Regions from separate parts of the Mus musculus genome. Here region 1 is linked to region 2. The links are chromatin loops, found by intact Hi-C in ENCODE. Cell type or tissue: left cerebral cortex. All regions are shown on one strand. Each heading gives the region's core, and the rest is flanking DNA. Links, peaks and the distances in the headings are about the cores only.

Region 1 (5,381 bases), core at 86-5,085, 70 kb after region 2:
TCCAGTCATGTTTTCTTTCACATCAAAGTTTCATTTGGGCTGCTTTTTTAATTTGGAAGCTATATTTTACCAAACTGGTAGATTCTCCCTCACTTGAGCTTCTAAGAGCTTACAAGAATATTAACTGATGTTGATTTGTTGTAGAAAAAGCTAAGTATCTCTGTCTGTCCTCCCTGCTAGCTGCAGATGAGAAACATTAAACATATTCCTTGCAGCTGAGAAAGCTTGTGCTTGTATTATCAATGTCTAAGTACATTTGTAGTGAATTTGTTTGGCTGCAGCATTGCTGAGTCCTAGGGAGGAGTTCTCTAGCCTTCCGCCAACTGTAACCTTCCCCCACGAAGTTGTAAAGTTAGGAGGTGCATTAGGAAGCCTCTGTTAGAGCAGCTTTTCTGATGGCTGGATGGATAAGCATGTTAAAAGGTTTTGAAGCTGACGACACATAATCTCCTAAACTTTAATGCATTGTAAAAACCAGGAGGAGAGAACGCAGTGTGAGACCGCTTTGATGAATTGGGGTGAGTTCATATTCTGAGAGACTGTTCAAAGGCTTGCTTGACCTTGGGAATTAGAGCTGACCTGAAATCACCTATCAGTTTGACTCACGTTTATTTAGTGATTTAGTTAATGATATGTAAGTGATCGATGGGACTGTAATAAAAAGCAATGTGTTTACTCGAGCTTCTACAACTATAAACAGTCAGTGGTGACTCTGGTCTTAGAAATTATTTTCACGACTTCAGTAACTTCTAGACTACGAATCTGTTTCTTATGATATTTTCCTCATTTGGACAGAGAACAAAACTGAAAGGGGTAAAAAAAAAAAAAAAAAGCCTGGGAAAGCTGTGGGGAAAATGGAAATGCTGTGCTGAAGGTTAATAAAAAGGTTTGGGGTAATGAGGTTGATGAGAAGCGGGGTGCAGCATGGAATGGCATTGGCTGGAAAAGGAGACCTTGCCAGAGGCGGCCCGGCTGGTTTGGGAAACCTCTGTAGTTTGTGCTAATACCAAAGTTTGGAGACACAGGCCTGAATTATGAGCAGTGAATAACATCATAAACGTAGCAATTCTCAAATGCCAAACCCTTGTGAGAAGCAGTTGGATGGAGAGATGCTGGAGCTTTTAAAAGCTCCCTTTCACGTTCTTGCTTTTTTTTTTTTTTTTAACTTCATGCAGAACTAATTTTACACACTGTTCATTTGATTTGAAAATGCCAGCGTCTGGGGTATCATTAAAGAGCGTTATTGAGGGAGCCACTCTTGGCAGAGCTTCTGCTTCAAATGCCTAGTTCTTATGTTCCTGCCGAGCTATAAACTAGGAGAAAATGTACCCCAGTTTATACTTGAGGCCACTCGGCCTGTCTTCTCCCCTCCCCGCGTCAAGCAGGTAGCTGCCTTCTGTTGCCTCCTTCTCCTTGGGCAGTAGAGGTGTCTGGAAGGCTCTGCCAGCCCTGTTACTCAAGGAATAGACATAAATAGGTTGTGAAAGGTCCATACCAATGTCCTATGACCAAAGCCTCCTGGAATTTCTTTGATTTCTAGTTGACATAAATTAGAATTACACAGGCGTGAAGAGTCCACCCAGAAAAGATCAGAGAGACTGCGGGGGGTGGGGAGCCGCCTTTGTGGGGTCCCATAGATTACCCAGCTGCCTTCAGGCCAGGGGCCCAGTGGAAGCTGACTATTATTGGTCCACAGCATGAAAGTAATCAAATTAATTCATTTCTTATAAAAAAATTTTTCTTCCCAAGACCTTCGTTTTCATGTGTCACTGTTCCTGAAATTCTTAGAAGAGTAAAATCATTTATTTTAGTAAAGGTGGATAGCTATAGTATATTCTCTAGGATGCAAGAAAGTCTGGTTCTCCCGCAGAATCCCTTGTAATGGCAAAGAGATGGCTAATACGGAAAACAAGCGATGGAAACCACTCAGCCAGAAGCCTGCTTTACAGCCTCAAGATGGCCAGGGCCAAGTTCCGTGTGCCCAATTTAATGTAAAAATATTCAGGAAAATTTGACCACTGAACTGCTTTTCTCAGAAAGTAATTATGGTAAGAGAAAGCCTCAACAACCAAAATATTTCTGTGGGGGGAAAAAAACCTGGGGTTTTAGTCGCTTGTTTAAGAATTGTGAGCAGGAAAAGCCTGTGGGGAAAATAACAGACGGCTGTGTGACTAACACACAGAACTAACTGGAAAAATAATTTGTGGGGCACTGTGTCCAGGACTGTTTTGGTAGCAATTCAGCCATGTAACAAAGTGAGTACCTGCGGGCTCCTCTTCCGCCCACATATGCACAGCTGTTTTCAGACCGCCCTTAGCCAAAATTTAAAATTTTAAATTAATGCCCCGTTGAAGAAAATACATTGAAAAAAATTGCTTTCTGTTCTGTGAAGGCTGGAGTGGCCTGACTGACCTGAATTATATAGCCTCTGTCTTGAGAGACCTTTCACTACCCAGCCAGTGCACAGCCTTGTGTGCCCAAAGGTAGGGGCAGTTCCAGGTAGCAGGAGGCATGGGGGCTGTGAGCTCTGAGCTCCTGCCTTTGCTTGAAGCATCAGCATCCTCTTCTCGTTTGCTGATGAGACAGTTCCGCAGGTCATTTCCGAATAGGAGCACTTTAAAGCACATTTGACAGCCCTCTCTCGATCATCCCTGGTAATCGAACAGGGAGAAGCCCCACCAGCTGAAATTCTGAGGTTACCTCTCAGTGTCATCTCCGCCATCTGCTCTCATCTCCATTTCCTCCCATCCTATGAACCTCCAATGCCAAGCGTACCCGACTCTCCTGTCCCACTGGTATGGAGCTTCTTGGGACAGGTAGATTTGGTAAATACCATGCCACAATGCCAGCTTTTGACTTCTGTCAATGTGCCACCTCTGGGGCCTTTCAGAACTTAATCTCAAGCCTTGGAGTCATATGACAGTGATCTGAAACACAATGATATTAACAGCATGTGCCCAGAGGGTCATTACCACAGTCAGGTTTGCTATGAGCACTCAATACATGTGGCTTCTGTTCCCATTATTGCTCTTTCTTATGTGTGCACACCTACTTTCTTATGTGTGCACACCTACTTTCTTATGTGTGCACACCTACTTTCTTATGTGTGCACACCTACTTTGGAATCTTTTACCTGACACATTCACCACCTGCCCTACCTAGCAGGGTCTGAATATAAGATACTAAGATCTTAAAACAAAACCAAAAAGAAAAACAACAACAACAACAACAAAAAACAGTCTCCTGAGATATATGCAACAATATTTGAAAATAATAGAATTTGTTTTCAGTCATCAGGACTTTTATTTCAGTAAAAGAGCACAGAGGAAGGTAAAATCTAAAGGCCTGTAGGTCTCAACACCACCTTGGTTTTGTACGTGTTTGGCTTTGTTGTGAGCAGGGTAGAGACGGGCTGATCAAAAACCAGTTGGGAGTTAGAGCAAGGCTAGGGTTTGCTTCCTGGGAAAGACCGGCATCTGGTGGGAACTTGTCAGGCGTGCTGCAAGGAGCTGCTTGTACCTTGCTCACCTCTACTAGGGAACTGACATGTCACGAAAATCTCAGCTTATTTTCTACAAGATGTGAAGAAGGAGTCTAGAGCTCCCCCAAATATGTTAGGGTCAATAGATAGCTGTGTTGAGTTTGCCTGAAGGCACCCCAGAGTGTTATTACTTCGAGGTCAATATTCACCTTGGAACTTCGATTTGGCTTCAGTAATAATATGAAAGGATTAGGCTCTAGGACTGTGATTTTATATTTACTCATAGAAAGGGTAAATGGCAGTTCGCTAACACATACCCAAGCACAGGCCTGGCTTCCGTTGTCTATGAGACCGAGGGCTCCCCGCAGTTGGAAAGGAAATAAGCCAGCCCACTAGGATGTCTAGCACTCCGGTGAGCTGCCTGCTCCTACCCTGCTGGAACCCCTGAGATTCTCGTTTCTGCTGTTCATACAGTTTTCAGAGAGCTTGTTCCTTCTCCTTCTAATTTTATCATACATGTTACTCATTTGTTCAACAAATGTCTGTTGAGTGGCTCACTGTATAGTGCAGTCACTGTGGTAGGAAAAGCCATAAAGAAAGAGTCCCTAGCCCCTGGAGCTTACAGCTCCTGAGAGGGAGTGACAGCTTGAATACTGTGAATTTGGGTATTGTGTGACTGCTTGTTGGCTTGTTTTAAGAGGACATCCTGAGTGATCCCATGACCCAAGCAGCAGTCCAGCTGTCAATTCCCCTGACTTACTCCCCCTCCCTAGCCCCCAGTCCTTGTCTCTTAGCACCCTAGTATCAAACCTCCAGAAAGAGTTCTCTAGGAACAGTTCCCTGGCTTTCTCTTTGCCTACGGCTTTCTGAGCTCACATTAGCTCTGATGTAGTATCTCCAAACACACTGCCCACCTCCCTGTTCCCAACTGAGTCCACCTCCTGGCAGCTGCATTCAAAAGACAGCAACTCCACTGTCTGCGAGTCATTTTTTTGCCCTCTTCACCATCACCACTCCACCAACCTTCCCACCTCCTCTGTCTCCCCTTCCTGCCCCACAGTCTCTCTATTCCCAGGTTTACAGACTAGGGATGGTTTGTATAATACCCTCATGTGAAGCAAACAAACCATAGCTCTTACTTGCTGAGGTAGCATGCTGGCTTCCCACTTCCTCATCACACTGAAAGTTCTAAGTTTTTCAAACCAGAACCTAGACACAAAGGGGTCAGGCAAAACAGACTCACACATGCATCAGATAGTGGGCAGGTAGATTATCTTGTGTTTGTCACCTGTGTTCTCGTCAGCTCTTTGTTGCTGCATGCATCTGAAATCTCCACAATGTAGCTTACAAACATACTACATATCTAACAAGTTTGAAAATATTTAGAACCCACTGCCTCTTAACCATTGCATAGATCAGGGGTGAAAAGCATCTAGACTGAAGGAAATAAATAACCAAATAAGAAAGATGCTCTCCCAGCACTTAGGAGGCAGAGACAGAGGCAGGTAGATTTCTGAGTTCGAGGCCAGCCTGGTCTACAGAGTGAGTTCCAGGACAGCCAAGGCTATACAGAGAAACTCTGTCTCAAAAAACCAAAAAGAAAAACGAAAAAGGAAGAAAAAGAAAGAAAGGAAGGAAGGAAGGAAGGAGGAAGGAAGGAAGGAAGGAAGGAAGGAAGGAAGGAAGGAAGGAAGAAAGGAAGAAAGGAAGAAAGGAAGAAAGGAAGAAAGGAAGAAAGAAAGATGGATGGATGCACTCTTAGGTCTAATACCTGTTTCCTGTAGCTGGGGAATTCTGGGATAGCTGAAAGCCAGACACTCAGAGCTCAGGCACCTGCCATGTGGTTGCCCTTGAACCCTTGATAGTCCATCCCCTGAGTGTTCTGGTTTCTCTTCAGTTC
Region 2 (5,381 bases), core at 250-5,249:
CATGATGAGAATCTGAAAAGGGTAGAGAGAAACTCTCGGCGCCCTGCTGCAAAGCGATGATAAAAAGGTGTATATGCCAATATTTAAAGACATCCATCAAAAGGCAGGAGTTCATGGAAGCCAGGTTTTATGGTTCTTGATCCTGATCTGCCTCAGCTGAGGTTCTGCAAGTTAAAAGGGAAAGAAGCAGTAGCTAAGAGGATGGAGACCAAGACTCAGGTAGCTCACTCTCTCACTCGCCGACACTGAAAGCACTAGACTGTCAGATCCCGATGTCAGAGCCACTGTTGCAATGACTGACACTGGTACGGAACTCCAGCTGGAAACAAGTGACCACAGCCTTGTCAACCTCTTACTCATAGGGCAAATACATCCTGATGGATCGGGAATGTACTCAGTGACAGAGGGCTTGCCTGCTGGCCTAGCACAGCACATAAGAGACCTAGCTTTGTTTTCTCATGCTACTGAAATGGGGGGGTGGGGGGGAGCGGTGAAGAAGCAGGCTCTGTCCTCTAGTATCTTGTAGCCAGTAGCCACCACAAGACGTTAATATCATAGATAATAGTGATTACCAATAATGGTTGTCCCTGACTCGTTCATAATTGGGGCAACTCTACTTCTAGAGCATATCTATGAACTTAGCTTTGTGTGATGAACTAAAACTCATGTTCAATTCTCTTTGATCAGATTGTGTATAACAATGCTATCTTGAATTTGGGGCTCGGCACGTTTAATATCTAAAAGAAGTTTCTTGTTCCAAGAAGGAAAATGTTGCATATAACTGGGATTATATTCAAATGATCTAAAAAAATGATTACTTCCTTAAATATTTACACATCACAGAAAGACAGCAAACAAAGAATAAAGGAAGGCTGTCATTCTCTAGGTATGAAGGAAGAGATGCATATGGCCATTTTTGAGAAGATATGTTTGGGTAATATAACATATGTGTACCATATGGAGGAAGCTGCGTTAGAAGCCCTCTGGAGAGCTGACTAATACATCACCACTAAGCAGATGTAAATTGCAGTGCCTTAGTCACCTACGGACTGTCTGTCTCTCTTAGCAATTAACAGAGCTCTTAGAGTGGCTAAAAGTGAGTTATTTTTAAAGGAAAAAAAACCACTTCAATGTGTATCTACAGTGTATTCATTTTTATCCTTATCACTTATGTACTGACTCTCACAACCATTTGTACCAACGATGTGACTGAAGGGCAGAAACGTGACAAATGACCCTTCCACTCTGGGATCACAGAAACTAGTCTTTGGTGCCTAGAATCATGTTCCCCACATAGGTTTTCTCAGCGTGAGCTGCCCTGTCTCTTGATTGCTGATAAGCAGGCTGATGTCAGCTTCTCTGTTTTGCAAGAGCTCTTTTTTTTTTTTTTTTTTAAAGCAGCTTGGCTGTATCATTTTTGAATGGCCCTTCACCGGGTTCTTTACAGCATTCCCAACACTCATCCGGCTTATGTTAATCTCATTTCAGCTCACCATAAAGCAGTTGTTTTCATGTCTAATCGGCAGGCTTGCATAATCCACAAGAAGCCTGCCGTCTAGTGCATTTCTTCAGCCTGGGAAACATGCCTCATTCTAGGATACTGCTGTTTGTGAGGCTCTTTGTTTGCCAGCATCCGAAGCCTGGCTCACCTGTGATGCTGATGAAATCGAGCAGGTAACAGAGTGGGGAGTTCAGGTCTCTGGCCATGTAGTAGGAGGTTGGACACCCGTCACTTTGATCTTGACCTTGTTGATACAGTGAGTGCTCACTCTGTCCACCAACCCAAAGGTCACGCCGGCCTTCTTGATTGGATTTTCTACTCTGTCAGTCAGCACACCATTAGGCAGAGTGCTGCCAGTGACCCCTGTAATCTCAGTATTGCCAGTAAGAGGTGTGTAGGGTTCTGTTGATGGGGGCAAATACGTAAATCATTTCAGCTTGTATTGTACGCCTGCCACAGGCCAAGAGATACACAAAACCCACAAGATAGAAAGCACACTTTCTGCCTTCACGAAGTGTTATGGTGGAATGATGAAAGCCCACCTCATGGTTAGATGGGACACACAGTAAGTGCGGCTGGAGGTTAGGATGTGAGCATTTGGCCGCTGGTTGCCTATTGTAACTAGTCTGCAGTCTGGTCTGTCTTTCTCTGCATGTGCATTTTAAAAGCTCCCCGGGCTGCCTATAGCAGCAGCCCTTGAATGAGAGTCTCACAGGCTTTTAATGATATTCAGAGCTGTTAAGTGGAGTTTCCCAGAGGACAAAAATCACAGTGTACCACTGGCTTCAGAGTCCTTTATTCCACCCTTGGAGAATTGCTGCACATAATAGATTGAATAAGACTGGGCTGATTTGCATCCCTTATCCTCCAATCGGTGACTCAGCTTCTTAGCTTCTTTATGCTTAGATGACTATTGGGTGTTTCACGTACATTCCAGAATCTTTTTGTCTCAAAAATAACTGATACCCTACTCTGTTTATATGTGAGCTTATAGATTTTTTTCCTTAATAATAGGACTTGTCATCCTGGCTTTCTGCTGGCTTTTTATTAATTTAAGAAACATTTTTCCCATGCTAACATTGAACAGTTTTTTTTCGTCATCCTTTGCTAATCCATAGTTACTTTCAGTGATTAAATGGTTTCATTTTCATCCTCTGGATTTTCTTTATATGGAGAAACTTCCGTTGACTGGTTAAGACAGTGCCAAAAGCATGCTTGGAGTGTGTGAAGCTGGTGATCTTGTTTCTGTTCTACCTTATAACACAAAGAGTTTACCATTGTAAATAGTCCTGCCACCCAGCCTCATGTTTACACATGGGATTTGCTAGTGCAGTATATGTCAAGGGGCAGAATAAAACAGCAATAGGGGCTCTGATGTCTGGTTCCTTGAACGTGTTCTCAGGAAGTGGAATAAGCAGGTCTGTAAAAATGGTGGCTGCTTAGCGTATCTCTTGTCCACCTGCATAGGAATCATTGTGTAGCGCCACCACCACCAATACCTTCAAGAGAAGTAAGACAAAGGTATCTGCCAAGGGAGAGGGCATAATGGGTGCAGGGGAGGTTGTACCCAGAAGCCAAAGATAGGTAGCATGCTTCAGAGGGTCTCACCCCTGGGAAGAGTTTAGAAACACCAACTAGTACACTGAATGAATCACAAGCCTCTTTGACCTCACTCAGCAAGTTAGGTAATCTCTTCTCAGGACAGAAGTATCCACAGGGAGAGGTAACACTCAGAGGTTCTGAGCTACTAAGAATTTAACAAATTTCAGAGCATAGGCGGACATATCAACATTGATGTTCAACAGTGCCTCAGTGAGAGAGCATAAAGTACAACGTTTGAAAGATAAGTTCACTTCCAAATTTACCCAGTCTTGCAAGTGGACACACATGAAGAGGAAAACTACCATTGCAACTTAAATAAATGGCTGTCATAGCGATCACATTAAAAAAGACTTACCATAAGAAATAGAGCCAAGTGACCAGTGCATACCACAGCAGTATTTTCTGCATAGGTGTTGCCAGCATGAACACTCTAAATTGGAAAGAGATTTCCAATTCGGGCTTTTTGTCTCTCTGACCCTACAGCTCTGCTCAGATTCTCTGGGAATTTCTTCAGCTTACAAACAGTTCTCTTAATTGATTAGCAGGTGGCATGCTGCTCCCTGGCTCGCCCCAGCCCCCCCCCAGGTTGCTATGGAGACACAGCCTCCACTTCCCTGTTATGTCTTTTCTGTAGAAGGAGGTCTTGTGCACCTATTGGACAGGCTGCTGCTGGCGTTTCCTAGTCGTGGGTATCGGTTCCACGTACCTTTTTGGCTGAACAAGGGAAAAGTGACCCTTTCCCTAGCTCGAATGCTTACATCTTGCAACACTATTTTTCTTTAATGGGGTAATTTTTCTTTTTCTTTTTCTTTGCTTTACCGCCTTACATTGCTAGTTCTTAAGTACCAGAGTGTTAGTGTTCTTAAGTAAAACCCTGAAAGCATGTTCACTTTCTTAAAGGTTCTAGGTACCACTGCAAATGTACTCAAGAATTCTAATACCACTGACAACACCTTTCCTGTTTAAATATTATGCACAGTATGTTTGAGATCTCTCCCTCTCTGTCTCTCTGTCTCTCTCTCTCTCTCTGTGTGTGTGTGTGTCTCTGTCTCTCTCTCTCTCTCTCTCTCTCTCTCTCTCATACACACACACACACACACACACACACACAAGATCTAATGCAAATCAGTAGTTTTGTACCTTTGTTATAAGTTTCCTACCAGTGTAAAAAGGACAGGGGTATCTTTAAATAAGTTCTCCAAGGTCATTTCCAGAGACTTTAGTTCACGCCTAAAAACCAATGAGTCTAAGCTCTGCAACTTTTGTGCCTTCAATAAAAAATGCATTTTATGCATTAATACTAGTTTTTACTTTAAATTTTATTATTTATTTAATTTATGTGTATGGATGTCATGTCTGGATATATGCCTGTATACCGCATATGTGCCTAGTATCTGTGGAAGTCAGAAACATGTAAGCTTCTCTGGAATGGACTTACAGAGAGGTGTGAGCTAGGAATTGAATGTGTGTCCTCTGGAAGAACAGCTAGTGCTCTTAACCGAGAAGCCGTATTTCCAGCCTTCCCTCCAGTTTTTCCTTAAATACCAACTCTTATGTATGAAGTAATCTGAACATCATGATGGTGATCTCTGTCCCAGGGACAAAGGGCAGCATCAACCATAAACAGCTCCTTTCCACACACTGAACGTAGGCTCCATTCAGGCACCAGGCTGCTTTGACCATGAGGATTCTGGTGGGACCAGGATTTGGAATCTGTGTTTGTCACCTGGCCTCACACCTTACAATGTACCTCAATACAAGTGATAACGTTTGTATAAGTAGGGAAGCAGTTTCAAGTGCATTACCATCCTTTTACAGGAAGCACACAGTCAGCTCTTGAGAACTGGTGCCAGGGCCTTCCATGAAATGCAATCACAGCAAGTGATGGGAGTCGTCGTCCCCTCTGTTCCCTAAGGCCCGCATAGGCTACCTGTCAGATCTCACAATGAGAGTGAGTCTGAACGATAGAGTGCATGGTGAATAATTAAAGTGAAATCAAGAAAGCAAACCGTGGAAGCACAAAATGACCAGACCATGTCTACCAAACGGTCATAGTCTACCAGTTTTAAAAAGGAAAAATAAATAAATAAATAAATAAATAAATAACAGCAACAACAAAAAACTTGGATGAAGTTATACTGCTTCAAACAGATAACAGGCTCAGCTGAACATCACTGTCAAAATACCATGCATGTTTATCCTGTATTAACTATTTTAAAATCAGAAGAGTGAGTCACATAACTCATATGAAGTGTTCCTGTAGTATATTGAAAGGGGA

Evidence for each region. Hi-C counts contacts between places; a loop is a spot of excess contacts. Peaks named below come from ENCODE experiments on the same cell type or tissue, not always from the same donor. Only the 100,000 strongest peaks of a DNase experiment are listed, where the experiment ranks them.
Region 1: it touches region 2 in a loop (1.8-fold over the local background); 3 of 42 quality-filtered maps call a loop at or near these places.

The regions. Positions count from the first base shown.
Region 1 is chr17:63,072,068-63,077,448 of GRCm38, reverse strand. All of the region lies in intron 8 of Fbxl17 (F-box and leucine-rich repeat protein 17), which reads left to right. Among named protein-coding and RNA genes, the nearest start is that of Gm34324, 35 kb to the right of the region's middle. In left cerebral cortex, for the core only: no CTCF peak of the experiment used is centred there; DNase peaks (open chromatin) are centred at 1,177, 2,066, 3,977 and 4,408; H3K27ac peaks cover 1,386 bases.
Region 2 is chr17:63,142,319-63,147,699 of GRCm38, reverse strand. The region is part of intron 7 of Fbxl17 (F-box and leucine-rich repeat protein 17); the gene reads left to right. Among named protein-coding and RNA genes, the nearest start is that of Gm34324, 110 kb to the right of the region's middle. In left cerebral cortex, for the core only: no CTCF peak of the experiment used is centred there; DNase peaks (open chromatin) are centred at 1,036, 1,300, 1,508 and 2,128; H3K27ac peaks cover 1,179 bases.